Linked DNA regions of Homo sapiens: region 1 is linked to region 2. Evidence: read pairs that join two places in POLR2A ChIA-PET (ENCODE). Cell type or tissue: PC-9. All regions are shown on one strand. Each heading gives the region's core, and the rest is flanking DNA. Links, peaks and the distances in the headings are about the cores only.

Region 1 (8,008 bases), core at 2,398-6,397, 76 kb before region 2:
AGGCTGGATTCAAGCTCCTAGGCTGAAGGGATCCTCCTGCCTCCGCTTCTCAAGTAGCTAGGACTATAAGTGCCCACCACCCCGCTTGGGTATAGTGTATTTTTTTTTAAGATGAGGCTGGCCACACCCCATAACCTCGTCAGAAATACCAATCATGTGATTTGAATCATGCATTATCAGTCAACCTGAAGACTGAGTTCAAGCAAGACCCTGTCTCAACATAAGAAAAAAACAACACCATCAAAAGCATCCAAATTGGAAAGGAAGAAGTAAAATTGAGCCTGTTTGAAGATAACATGACTTTTTATAGAGACACTCCTAAAGACTCCATTAAAAAGAAGTGTTAATACTAATGAAAAAATTCAATATATTTGCAGAATATAAAATCAACATTCAGAAATCACTTGCATTACTATACAGTAACAATAAACTACATGAAATAATAAACAATAAACTACATAAAAAGAAAAATTAAAGGACAATCCCATTTATAGTAGCACCCCTCCCCCTTAAAAAAGAATTAAACTTAATCATGAAGGTGAAATGTTGTTAATGTTTGTTAAAATTTTCAGTGATGTACAATTAATGCAATCCGTATCCAAATCTATCTGGCAGTTTTTATGAAACAGAAAAAAAGACCATAAAATTCATATAAAACTCATATGAAACTACAAAGAACCCAAAGTCACCAAGTCAATCTTGAGAAAGAACAACAAAGCTGAAGACATCACACTTCCTGATTTCAGCATATACTACAGAGCTACAGTTATTAAAACAGTCTGGTACTAGCATAAAGACAGGTATATAAACCAAAATAACAGAATAGAGAGTCCAGAGATTAATCCATAAATATATGGCCAACTGATCTTTAACAAAGTTGCCAAGAACACACAATGGGAAAAAAACGATCTCTTCAACAAATGATGTTGAGAAAACTAGATATTCACATGAAAAAGAATGAAATTAGACCCTTGTTTACACCATTCACAAAAATTAACTAAAATGGATTAATGACTTAAATCTAAGATCTGCAAATATAAAACTCTGGGAGGAAAGCTTTAGGACATTGGTCTTGGCAATGATTTAATTACTATGACATCAAAATCATAGCCCAAAATAGCAAAAATAGAAAAATGGGATTACATCAAACAAAAGAGTTTCTTTTTCTTTGTTTGTTTGTTTTTTTTTGAGATGGAGTTTCGTTCTTGTTGCCCTGGCAGAAGTGCAATGGTGCAATCTTGGCTCACCGCAACCTCCACCTCACGGGTTCAAGTGATTCTCCTGCCTCAGACATGTGCCACCATACCCAGCTAATTTTGTATTTTTAGTAGATACAGAGTTTCTCCATGTTGGTCAGGTTGGTCTCAAACTCCCGACCTCAGATGATCCACCCACCTCGGCCTCCCGAAGTGCTGGTATTATAGGCCTTCTGCACAGCAAAAAAAAAAAAAAAAAGCAACCTATTAAATGGGAAAACAAATTTGCAAACCATATATCTGATAAGGGGTTAATTTCCAAGATACATAACTCTTACAATTCAGTAGTTAATCAAAACAAATAAAAACAAAAACCTGGTTAAAAATAAAAATGGGCCCGGTGTGGTGTCTCACACCTGTAATCCTAGCACTTTGGGAGGCTGAGGCGGGCAGATCACCTGAGATCGGGAGTTTGAGACCAGCCTGACCAACATGGAGAAAACCCGTCTCTACTAAAAATACAAAATTAGTTGGGCGTGGTGGCGCATGCCTGTAATCCCAGCTGCTCTGGAGGCTGAGGCAGGAGAATCACTTCAACCCCGGAGGCAGAGGTTGCAGTGAGCCAAGATTGCGCCATTGCACTCCAGCCTGGGAAACAAGAGCAAAATTCCGTCTCAAAAAACAATAATAGTAATAAAAATGTACTAAGGACTTGCATAGACATTTCTCCAAAGACGATATACAAATAGCCAACAACCATATGAAAAGACGCTCAATGTCACTAATCATCGAGGGAATGCAAATCAAACCAAAAGTGAGATATCATCTTATACCTGTTAGGATAACTATTATCAAAAAAACAAAAGACAAGTGTTGGTGAGTTCGTAGAGAAATTGGAACTTTCTACCCTGTTAATGAGATTGCGAAATGGTGCAGCCACTGTGGAAAACAGCATGAAGTTTCTTCAAAAAATTAAAAATAGAACTACCAGGCCGGGTGCAGTGGCTCATCCCTATAATCCCAGCACTTTGGGAGGCCAAGGTGCATGGATCATTTGAGGTCAGGAGTTCGACACCAGCCTGAGCAACATGGCGAAACCCCGTCTCTACTAAAAATACAAAATTAGCTGGTTGTGGTGGTGCCCAGCTGTAATCCCAGTCATTCGCGAAGCTAAGGCAGGAGAATCACTGGAAGCCAGGAGGCAGAGGTTGCAGTGAGCCAAGATTGCGTCACTGCCCTCCAGCCTGGGTGACAGAGCAAGACTGCATCTCAAAAAAAAAAAAAAAAAAAAAAAAAAAATAGAACTACCATATATGATTCAGCAACCCCACTTCTGGGTATATACCCAAAAAAATTGAATTCAGAATCTCAAGGACATATTAGCACACCTATGTTCCTTACAGCATTATTCACAATATCAAAGATGAGGAAGCAACCTAAATGTTCATCAGTGGAGGGATTAATATAGAAAATATGGTATATACATACAATGGAATATTATTCAGCCTTTAAAATAAAGGAAATTCTGGCCAGGCATGGTGGCTCACGCCTATAATTCCAGCACTTTGGGAGGCTGAGGTGGGAGGATCGCTTGAGCAATATAGTGAGAGCAAAAAATTAAAATATTAGCCAAGCATGGTGGTGTGCAGTCCTAGCTACTCAGGAGATTGAGGTGGGAGGATCATTTGAGCCCAGGAGGTTGAGGCTGTAGTGAGCCAACATCATACCATTGCACTCGATCCTGAAAGGCAAAGCAAGACCCTGTCTCAAAAGAAAAAAAAAAAAGGAAATTCTGCAACATGCAACAGCATGGATCAACTTTGAGGACATTATTGTAAGTGAAATGAGCTCCCACAAATGGACAAATACTGCTTGATTCCACTTGAGATGTCTGAAACAACCAAACTCGTTGAATCAGAAAGCAGAATGGTGGTTGCCTGTGGTTGGGGCAAGGGGAAAATGGGAATTTCATTTATGCAAGGTAAGTTCTAGAGATCTGCTGTACAACATTGTGCCTGTAGTTAACAATACTGTATTGTACTCTTAAATTTTTGTAGCCGGGCGTGGTCGCTCACGCCTGTAATCCCAGCACTTTGGGAGGCTGAGGTGGGTGGATCACCTGAGGTCAGGAGTTCAAGACCAGCCTGACAAACATGGAGAAACCCCTGTCTCTACTAAAAATACAAAATTAGCCTTGGCTTGGTGGCACATGCCTGTAATCCCAGCTACTGGAGAGGCTGAAGCAGGAGAATAGCTTGAACCTGGGAGGTGGAGGTTGTGGTGAGCCGAGATTGCGCCATTGCACTCCAGCCTGGGCAACAAGAGCAAAACTCCATCTCAAAAAAAAAAATTTTTTTTTTGTCAAGGGAGTAAATCTCATGGCAAGCTCTTTTTGCCTCAATACTTTTTTTAATCAAAAGAAAAATGGACTTACCTTTACTCTCTAGCAAAATATGTGATAATACTTGCACATTACATCAAATAACTACAACTTAAAATCTTTTCTTCCTCAATTCCAATAAATTCTGCTACTAGCCCCACAAATTAGGGCCCCACCAATCTAGTGTGTACAGGCACCACTGGAACTGCCAGAAAGGTTGGGCTCCCACCTCCAGCTCTAGACTGTCTTGAATTTCTGACCCCCCACCTCTGATTGACCTCAATTTCGAGTCCCAGGGGACTTCCCATTCCACCCACTAAGGAAGAGCTTTCTGACAGCGTAGGATGGCTCCTAGCAGCGACTGAGCGCCTAACTGATAGGACCTTATGGCTCGAGCACCTAACTGGTAGGCTGTTTTGGCTGGAAAGGCCAATCTGACTCCAGTAACTCTCCCTTTGTCCCAGAGAGATGCAGCCCACATTGACCCCTAGTAAAACCATCTGGAGCCGAAGAGATGTAGATCAAATGCAGCTATGAAGTAAGTCTCAGGATTGGAGGAATGGAGCAAACTGAAAAAGAAAGGGAGATCAGCAGAATCACATTAAGCAGAGCTTCTGAAGGGCAGATATTCCTGAAAATCCTGAAGGCAGAAACCTTGTCTTATCTCCATCTGCGACCCACCTCAAATCATGCTTCCACCCCTCCCCCAGAAAAACACAACCTTCACGGAAGAGTTTTGAAAAGATTTCCGGCAAGAAAATAATGTTACCAGAGACCGTTGAGGTCTTTTGTCTGGTCACCACTGGTTAAAATAAAGAAATCAGTAAACTTTTTATTGCTGTCAAAACATATGCTCATGTGCTCATTGGCCATTAACATATTCTGCTTTGGAAGTGCCTGTTCAGGTTTTTTGCTCATAACTCTAAAAGTGAAAGATAAATAAAGTTATGAGGGGGATAAAAAAGAATTGAATATTTATGTGAGCTTGGGGAAAGAAAAATTTCTTAGGGAGACACAAAAATAACTAAACCAAAGTTAAATAAATTGGACTTCATAAAAATTAACAATTTCTTCTTCTAATTATTATTTTTGAGACGGAGTCTTGCTGGGTTGCCCAGGCTGCAGTACAGTGGTGCGATCTCGGCTCACTGTAGCCTCTACCTCCCAGGTTCAAGCAGTTCTCCCGCCTCAGCCTCCCAAGTAGCTGGGATTATAGACATGTGCCACCAAAATTAACAATTTCATCACAAGAGATCATTAAACTGTTTCCCAGACTCAAGTGACAAGAAGATATATGCAATACAAATATCTGGCAAAGAACTCTTAAGTGATATATATGGATCAATGATAAAAAGATAGCACAATGAAATGTGCGCAGATGTGATTCAAAGGGAAGCTCTGCCAGGCGTGGTGGCTCATGCCTGTAATCCCAACACTCTGAGAGGCTGAGGCGGGAGGATCTCTTGAGCCCTTGAGTTCGAGACCAGCCTGGGCAATATAGTGAGACATTCCTTCCCCCGCCTTCAACAAAACATTAAAATTTTAGCCTGGCATGGTGGCATGAGCTTGTGGTCCCAGCTACTCTGGGGGCTGAGGTGGGAGAATTGCTTGAGCCCGGGGAGTCCAGGCAGCCGTGAGCCCTGATTGTGCCACTACACTCCAGCTTGGGCGACAGAGTGAGACCCTGTCTCAAAAACAAAAAGAAAACAAACAAAAAAACCCAAACAAACAAACAACAAACCCCAAAGGGAGTTCTGCTCCGTTTGATAAACCTTGAGAGCCTCACTCTTTCCTAATTGTGAAGAGTGGCGAACCAGGTAGGTGGGACCTGTGCCACCTGCGCCTCAGCCCAGGTCAGAAGCTGCGCAACTGTAGAGACCAAAGTTAGGGCCCCACAGCGATACTAGTTTTGCAACAATGTTCAGTGTTCACCTTTGGTGTTGACGTTTGTGTTGACGACTGGAGTCGAGTTTAGTGAAAGAAGAATTAACTAAGCTAAAGTGGAGAGAGAAGAAAAAAAACAATACTGGCAGGATATATTTCTGCCCAGTTTCAGGAGAGGATTTTTCTTGTGTGTGGCAAACGTGAGAACCACTACTCTGTGGAAACTACCGTACACCCAAGAGTCACCTCTAAAAATTAAAATGGAGGTTTCTTGGATGTCCTGTATTTAGTATTGTGAAATGTATTTTTTCCTTTAGAGCATTTTCATATTTGAGGCAAGTTTTTCCTTTCCTTGTATCTTCCATTTATCAAAACCAGCAATACCAAAACTCCACAACCCAAGACCCAGGAAGGGGTTTCCCCAGTGACCCAAATACTTCACAAATGCTGGGCCAGGTGAAGAAGGAAAGGTATTTTGACAGAGGAAATTTTTTTTTTTTTTTTTTTTTTTTTTTTTGAGACGGAGTCTCGCTCTGTCGCCTAGGCTGGAGTGCAGTGGTGCGATCTCGGCTCACTGCAACCTCCGCCTCCCGAGTTCAAGCAATTCTCCCAGATTCAAGCAATTCTCCTGTCGCAGCCTCCTGAGTAGCTGGGACTACAGGCACACGCCACCATGCCCAGCTAATTTTCGTGGAGTTTTTTTAGTAGAGGTGGCTTTTCGCTGTATTGGTCAGGCTGGTCTCGAACTCCTGACCTCAGGCGATCCACCTGTCTCGGCCTCCCAAAGTGCTGGGATTACAGGCATGAGACACCGCGCCGGACCGAGCAGAGGAAACTTTTAAAGTTGACTGACTTCTTTGCTATTAATAAACTTTAAACTTTTTTTTTTGCCTTTATGAAACCACTGCAAAATTATAACTGAGACAGTGAAAGAGATCTGACCTAACCATCTTTCTTCTAACCTCCAAGCTGTCCTTGTTCATTCCTGGATGTAGGCTGAACTAACTTTGGGAGGAACTTAGTTTATAGTTTATAGTTGTTTATAGTTTAGAACAAAGACCATAACGGCTTTTTCCCAAAAGAAACTCCCTTCTTGCCTGGGGACCAGTCGCCTGTGTAGGACTAACAAATTAGCTACAAGATTACAAATTATGGTTTAGGGGTCCGTCATGCATCCTCTGGCTGCAAGAATCTGAAGCTCCCCATATTGCTCCTGGGGATAACATCACTACTGTAAAACCTAATATCGGTGCTTGAGATATTTTGCAGACCCTACATTTGATGGATCAGCTACCACCACCCAGTTCTGCAATCCCACCCAGGAGCAGAAGACAGCAAGAAAACCTCACTTCGACCCCTGCTATAATTCCATCTCCAACCCGACCAATCAGCAAGCCCCTTACCCGCTAAATTATTTTTTAATTAATTTATTTATTTTTGTTTGTTTGAGACCAACTGTCGCTCTTGTTGCCCAGGCTGGAGTGCAATGGCACAATCTCGGCACAGTGAAACCTCCGCCTCCCGGGTTCAAGCGATTCTCCTGCCTCAGCCTCCCGAGTAGCTGGGATTACAGGCTCCCCTCCCGCCACTAAGCCCAGCTAATGTTTGTATTTTTAGTAGAAATGGGATTTCACCATGTTGGCCAGGCTGGTCTCCAACTCCTGACCTCAGATAATCTGCAAACCTTGGCCTCCCAAAGTCCTGGGATTACAGGTATGAGCCACCGCGCTCGACGCTAAATTATCTTTTAAAATTACCATCCCCCAGTGCTCCAATGCTCAGGGAGACGGATTTGAGAAATAATAAAACTCCGTTCTCCCACGCAGCTGGCTCTGAGTGAATTACTTTCTCCATTGCAATTTCCCTGTCTTGATAAATTGGCTCTGTCTAGGCAGCAGGCAAGGTGAACTCGTTGGGCAATTACATTTAGTGACCTGAAAAATTTTTTTTTAATAATCTCAATATTTTGTGATTTGGTCATTTCAGAGTAATGCAGCATTTCAGAGTAAAGCAGGAAAACCTGTTTCATAGAATCTTATAACAAATTCTTCTGCATGCGAGGAAGATCAGTGAATTTCTCAGTAATTCTGTTCCTAGAAAAAGCCTGGGCCCCAACTGTGGATGTTCCATTAGTGCAGACTCTATGCCTTTCTTCTTAGTTTGGTACAGTTTCAGATACAATAGTCCCTTTACTCATGGGGGATATATTCCAAGACCCCTAGTGGATGCTTGAGACTGCTGATAGTACTAAACCCTATAATAACTGTTTTTTTCTTCTATACACGCTGTGAAAGGAAAATAAATCTTAGAACCCTAAAATCACTAAGTCAACAGAAAAGTCAAGTTGGGAACTACACGCAAAACTGCCTCTCATTTTATTCCTAAACAAGATAGCTAAAAAGATAAAAGAGCCACACACCTCCCTCACAATTTGCCCACAAGGAAATTCCTTGTGGGCTTTAAGGTATTTATCCTAAAACAATTCTGTTGAATTTCACCCTGGCAATGTAAACTAATAGCTTACCTTCACAGGTGTGGGACAGAAAGT
Region 2 (6,205 bases), core at 249-4,248:
ATCTATGTCATCTGGTGAATTAGTCCATTTTCATGCTGCTGATAAAGACATACCCAAGACTGGGTAATTCATAAAGAAAAAGAGATTTAATGGACTCACAGTTCCACGTGACTGGGGAGGCCTCACAATCATGGTGGAAGGCGAAAGGCACGTCTTAGGTGGTAGCAGACAAGAGAGCATGAGAGCCAAGTGAAAGGGGAAACCCCTTATGAAATCATCAGATCCTGTGAGACTTATTCACTACCACAAGAACAGATCGGGGGAAACTGCCCCCGTGATTCAATTATCTCCCACAACACATGGGAATTACGGGAGCTACAATTCAAGATGAGATTTAGGTGGGGACACAGCCAAACCATATCATCTGGAGTTTCATTTCGAAACATAACAAAACCACTCATCCTCTTTTTCCTACCCCATCCACGTGACAGAAATAAAAGTAAGAAAACCAACCTTTGCTAGGGATGAATTATTCTCCTCTGTGGGAACTTAGTCTTTCTCAAACCTGAGTATTCTGGCTGTGAGGTTGCAAATAAACATTCTCAGAAGGTGCTTCCTTCCCTGCGCCCCAACATCCCCAACCCTCTCAAGGCCAGGAACAAACTCAAAGCACTGAGGCAGCTCATGAAAGTGACCCAATTTGTGCTGCCACCTGGATCAGATAAATTTCAAGTGTGGAATCTTGGTGTTTGATCTCAACCTAGAAACATAACTATAAGGACAATAATCATCCAACATAGAAACAAATTAACTATCAGAACAATATCTAATTTCTGAGTTTCTCTGAAGGATGGCTCTAAAGGAAAGTGTGAGTTTCTTCTAAGAGAAAAGGGTACTAACCGATATAGTGGGAAAGGGCACTTTAAAATTTGCCAGGCATTTTCTTAGATACTATATATATATATATATATATATTTCTTTTAATCCTTACAACTCCCTTCTATGAAGTAGGGATTATTATTTTTATTTAACAAATGAGGAAATCAAGATTCAGAGATTCAATGGGAAAGCCAGAATTAGGACATCTGATTGCTGAGTTCCAAAGTCCACTCTTTCAAATGCTCCTAGAGACACAAGGTCCTATGAATTTTAAAGGCAACAGAATTTAGTATGCTGTCATTTCAATCACTCTGGGAAATATGAGTATTCAGTAATGGTGTTGGGATTAGTGGTAGTCTGCTGGAACTAATGCAGAGTTGGATCTCTACCTCACATATTACACCAGAGGAAAAATGAGATCAAATAATTAAATGTAAAAAAGAATATTCTAGAAGATACAAAGTTATTTTGTGAAATGACCTCATAATGGGGAAAGGCATATCTAAGTTAAACATAAAACTTGAAGAAAAGACTGATAACTTTGGTGGTTGCATAGATACCCATTTTCACATGTCCCAAGCCACCCCAAAGTTCAAAGACAACAAACTAGACTACTTGTGATTCATGTCAAAACAAAGTTTAATCAAGCCATATTTAAAGAGACCCTACAAATCATAAGAGAAAGACCTAACAACTAAGTAGAAAAATTAGCACAGAATACTATGCATGTAACAGAAAAGGAAATACAAATGGCTTTTAAACATATAAAAAGGTGCTCAAGGACAATATAACCAGTTAAATGCAAAATAAAACTCCCTGAGGGATCATTTTCACATTTCAAACTGGAAAAAACAAGATAAACTCTGTTGAGAAGGACTCAACCATGCTCTTCAGAGTGTGTGAGAGACAGCCCTAGCTAAGGGTTGGGCTTTTCTTGTACAATCATTTGGAAACTATGAAAATCCTGGGGAGTGGCTCTTATTTCCTGGGAGGTACCTAGAACTAGAGTTTCTTACCTGTGGCCTTCCGGTCAAATAGCCTCAGAGGTTCAGTTCCTGGTGGAATTGAAAATCCTGGAGTAGGCCATGGATGTGAGCGGTGGATATGAGGGATTTTTCCTTCTATTGGCAATCTGATAGGTTGTGGTAGAGAATCATTCACACACTACTGCCTGTTGAGGCGATTTCTTTAGATTTGAAGACAAAAAAACGTCAGTGTTAACGCAAAGGGGTAGAGAAACAATTAAGTTACCTTCGCGTACTTTTTAAATGCTGGTATTGAAAGGAGTCGAAAACTTAACCTACCGAGAGTGGGGTTCGAACCCACGCGGGCACCAGCCCATTGGATCTTAAGTCCAACGCCTTAACCACTCGGCCATCCCGGTGACTGGGGCAAGTTTCAAGGCAATCATTTTTTTATAACAACAAAGGCATTTGCACTGAGAGTCAAGGAAGTACCGAATTATTCCTGTTTTTACTGAATTGTATTAAAATATAAGGAGGATATAATAGGAAAACACAGCATGTGTTCATCAATCACTTCTCCTGAGTCTCCTCACTTGGTCAAAAATTTCCGGAGAAATTTTTGTTTGTACCTGATTTGAAAAGAAAAACAAGGGAGCGGTTGGAGGGGAAGGGTGGAGAGATGAGGGGAGGGAGTGCCCTAGTGGAAACCACAGCATTAACACCACCTACTACTTCTACTTCACTAAAGGCACTGTCCCGATTTTTTCTTCAGAGATCACTGTTTTGCCTGCTGAATTCAAACCTCCACCCCAGACACACTGATGTCATTGGAGGCATCAGGACTGGGGGCCCAAGTTTTATTATATTAAAACGAGTTCATGCTGGGGTAAATTTTAAGATCTTTAGTGGACAGAAAGGCAGTTCAAATTCTTTGATTTTAGTGACAAAATGCTTTAAACTGACAATGCAACCTATCAACAAAAGGACCATATTGAGCTGTGTGTGGGCTGCACAGAAATACGCCGCCCCAGAACTCTAAGTGCTCCCGGAAAAGCTCGCAATTGTTACAACAGAGAATCCAATTCTTGTGGCTAAAGTATCTCCTGGGGGACTTATTACAAATGTGGATTCTAGAACCCCTCGTGCAATGATCCTGACTAAAGCGATTTACTATGGGTCCCAAGAATCTTAATCTTACCAAGCACCCTCAAGTAATTCTAACTTCAATAGTCTGCTAAACGGCACTCAGTGAAGGGTGCTAAAGCTGTCATGGGGAATTTAAAAACTCATGAAATAAGCTCGTAGAAAGGAAGTTTAGGGTCTGGAGGACACAGAGCTGAAATGAAATCCTGAAGTAGGGTTGGAATATAATTAATTTATGTAACAATACTGAACACCTAGTGTGTGGCGTGCCCCTTTGTTTTTCAGGTAATCAGAGGAAAGCACCACAATATGCAAAGGTTGTGTGGTCTGCAGCAGACAAGCAAAGAAAGTCAGAGAACATCTCCTCAGAATCTCATCAGCTGAGGAAACAGGAGTCCAGGTCTTATTTGTGATGCTCAGGACTGCTTGGGTCCACATCAGGATCTTTATCTGCCTGATGAAGCCATGGGAAAGGAATGGACCCCTGAAGTCCTTTGGCTGTTGGGCTCTGGGTTCTGTCTCTGGCCAGATCAAGGTTCCATTCCTAGAAGAAGAGATACGGCCTGAGAGATTCCCGCTTCTACCAAACACTGAAGGAAATTCAGGTCTCTTGCTGCTGGGGCAAGAACTGACTTGAGGATGGGAATGGAGGTGACTGGAAGGTTCCATGAAAAGCATATCAGAGAAAGAAACCATCATAAATAGATAGACATAAAAATGTTCAGAATATTCTATTGCTGTTAGCTCTGAAACTACAGAGCAGAATCAATCAGCTGTGAAGATTTTTAAAGTATACTTATATAGAGGGTTTAAATATCTACATGTGACAGTAAAAAAGAAAACTATTCGAAGTATATGAAGGATGGTCGGCCTCAGTGGCTCCAGCTATAATCCCAGCATTTTGGCAGGCCGAGGCGGGCAGATCACCTGAGGTCGGAAGTTGGAGACTAGCCTGGCCAACATGGCGAAACCCCGTCTCTAGTAAAAATACAAAATTAGCTGGGCATGGTGGCGCATGCCTGTAATTCCAGCTACTCGGAAGGGTGAGGCAGGAGAGTCGCCTGAGCTGGGGAGGTGGAGGTTGCTGTGAGCCCAGATTGTGCCACTGCACTCCAGCCTAGGCGACAGAGCGAGACTCCGTCTCAAAAAAAAAAAAAAAAAAAAAATGTATATGAAGGAGAACATCCTTATACCCAGGAGACAGAAAACTTTTGAAAACTTCAAAAGCACAAACCATAAGGCAAAAAACAAAGAAGACATATTTGCTTACATTAAAATCAAGAATATAGCCACTGTAGTCTAGCTACTGGGGAGACTGAGGCAGGAGGGTTGCTTGAGCCTAGGAGTTCAGTGCCAGTCTGGCCAACATAGCAAAACCCCCACCTTTAAAAAAATCTTTTTTTTTTTTTTTTTTTTTGAGACGGAGTTTCGCTCTTGTTGCCCAGGCTGGAGTGCAATGGCGCGATCTCAGCCCTCCGCAACCTCCGCCTCCCAGGTTCAAGCGATTCTCCTGCCTCAGCCTCCCGAGTAGCTGGGATTACAGGCATGTACCACTATGCCTGGCAAATTTTGTATTTTTAGTAGAGACAGGGGTTTCTCCATGTTGGTCAGGGTGGTCTCCACCTCCTGACCTCAGGTGATCCCCCCGCCTCGGCCTCCCAATGTGCTGGAATTACAGGCGTGAGCCACCGCGCCCGGCTAAAAAAAATCTTAAATTAAAAAATCAAGAATATGTAAGGTAAAGGATACAGTAGAAAAATAAATATGTAGATAGATGCACTAATGGGAGAATATGTTTGAATTGTCTCCAAAAATGGCAAGGGCTTAATATATATCAAGAAGCCATGAAAATCTGCAAGAGAAGGACAGCAAGATCAAAAGGAAATGAACAAAAGATAGGACAGGCAATTAAAGGAAAGAAATATGTCATGACTAACAAAGATTGCACAAAACCTTTAGTAATCACAGAAATAAAAAGTAAAAAGATATATCGCATTTACTGTCATTACATTGGCAAAACTAGAAGCTGAATAAAATCAATTTTTGCAGGACTAGTGATAAAAGAACCCTCCTGTCCTGCCAGTCGAAGTTTAAATTAATGAAGCCATTCTGGAGTACTTCTTATTCAAATTAAGTATATTCACATTCTATGATGTAACTGCTCTGCTCCTAGGCATAAATCTTCCCCCACCCTATCCACTGCCTCAAATCTTACACAACTACCGAGAGTACACATGTGATAAAGTTAATCACAGCCTTATTTTAGTCTTTTGAAATTGAAAGAAAATTTAATATTTATTATTGGAAAGTGGACAGGTAAACTGTTATAAATGCACACCATAGGCTATTAAGCAATATAAAAAGTAACAGAGTAGATATACATGCAATAATGTGGATGGAACTTGAAATTATAATACTATTGAAAAAGAACACCAATAAAAGAGATATGGGTTTCTGCTTCTACCTGTGAAGAAGTCACTGTTAGGAAAATTGCAAACAACAAGAAAAATATACTGGACATAAGTATGTGAAATAACTGTTTTCAGGCATCGCCTGCTGTCAGTTTGGGACTGCGATACCTGAGAGAAGAGAAATAAATGAGGTGAGTCTTACAAATGTTTTAGCTTATTGTCTAGAGTACGATCAGAAAATGTGGTCTAAAGATGAAGCCAAGGGTGTTATTGTAAGTCCTTTATTAATACCACAGAGAGACTTAAGGTGGTATCTAAACAAACCCCTGAGGTTCTTAAGGACATACCTTAAGGATCCTATAGTTTAAACAATAACTCTACAACTCTTAAGACTGTGGCCCTACTGCAGTTTTATGGGAAGCCAAAGGGAGACAAGGCATTATTTTCATGAATGTGGCTTTTGTTTTAAAAGAGATTGGCGAACTTTAAAAAAAATTTTTTTTATTGAGGCAGAGTCCGGCTCTGTTGCCCAGGCTGGAGGGCAGTGAGTGGTTCGATCTTGGCTCACTGCACCCTCCACGTGCCAGGTTCAAGTGATTCTCCTGCCTCAGCCTCCCAAGTAGCTGGGACTACCACCATACCCGGCTAATTTTTTTTTGTATTTTTAGTAAAGAGGGGTTTTCACCAGGTTGGCCAGGCTGGTCTCAAACTCCTGGGCTCAAGTGATCCTCCTGTCTTGGCCTCCCAAAGTGCTGGGATTATGGGGGTGAACCACTGCTTCTGGCCTGGAAAACTTTTTCTTTAAAGACCCAGATAGTAAATATTTTAGGCTTTGTGGGCCATTCAGTTGATGTGGCAATTACACAA

Evidence for each region. ChIA-PET counts read pairs that join two places held together with the same protein. Peaks named below come from ENCODE experiments on the same cell type or tissue, not always from the same donor. Only the 100,000 strongest peaks of a DNase experiment are listed, where the experiment ranks them.
Region 1: POLR2A ChIA-PET joins it to region 2 with 13 read pairs; 3 of 35 experiments call an interaction of 5 or more read pairs at or near these places.

Annotation. Positions count from the first base shown.
Region 1 is chr6:27,640,834-27,648,841 of GRCh38, forward strand. No RefSeq gene overlaps it. Among named protein-coding and RNA genes, the nearest start is that of TRV-AAC3-1, 6.2 kb to the right of the region's middle. RefSeq lists an enhancer at 1,775-2,548. In PC-9, for the core only: no CTCF peak of the experiment used is centred there; no DNase peak of the experiment used is centred there.
Region 2 is chr6:27,718,999-27,725,203 of GRCh38, forward strand. TRL-TAA2-1 (tRNA-Leu (anticodon TAA) 2-1) reads right to left here and starts at 2,203; the gene lies at 2,121-2,203. RefSeq lists enhancers at 253-332, 2,368-2,437. In PC-9, for the core only: a CTCF peak has its summit at 2,453; DNase peaks (open chromatin) are centred at 1,823 and 2,173; H3K4me3 peaks cover 2,063 bases; H3K27ac peaks cover 1,704 bases.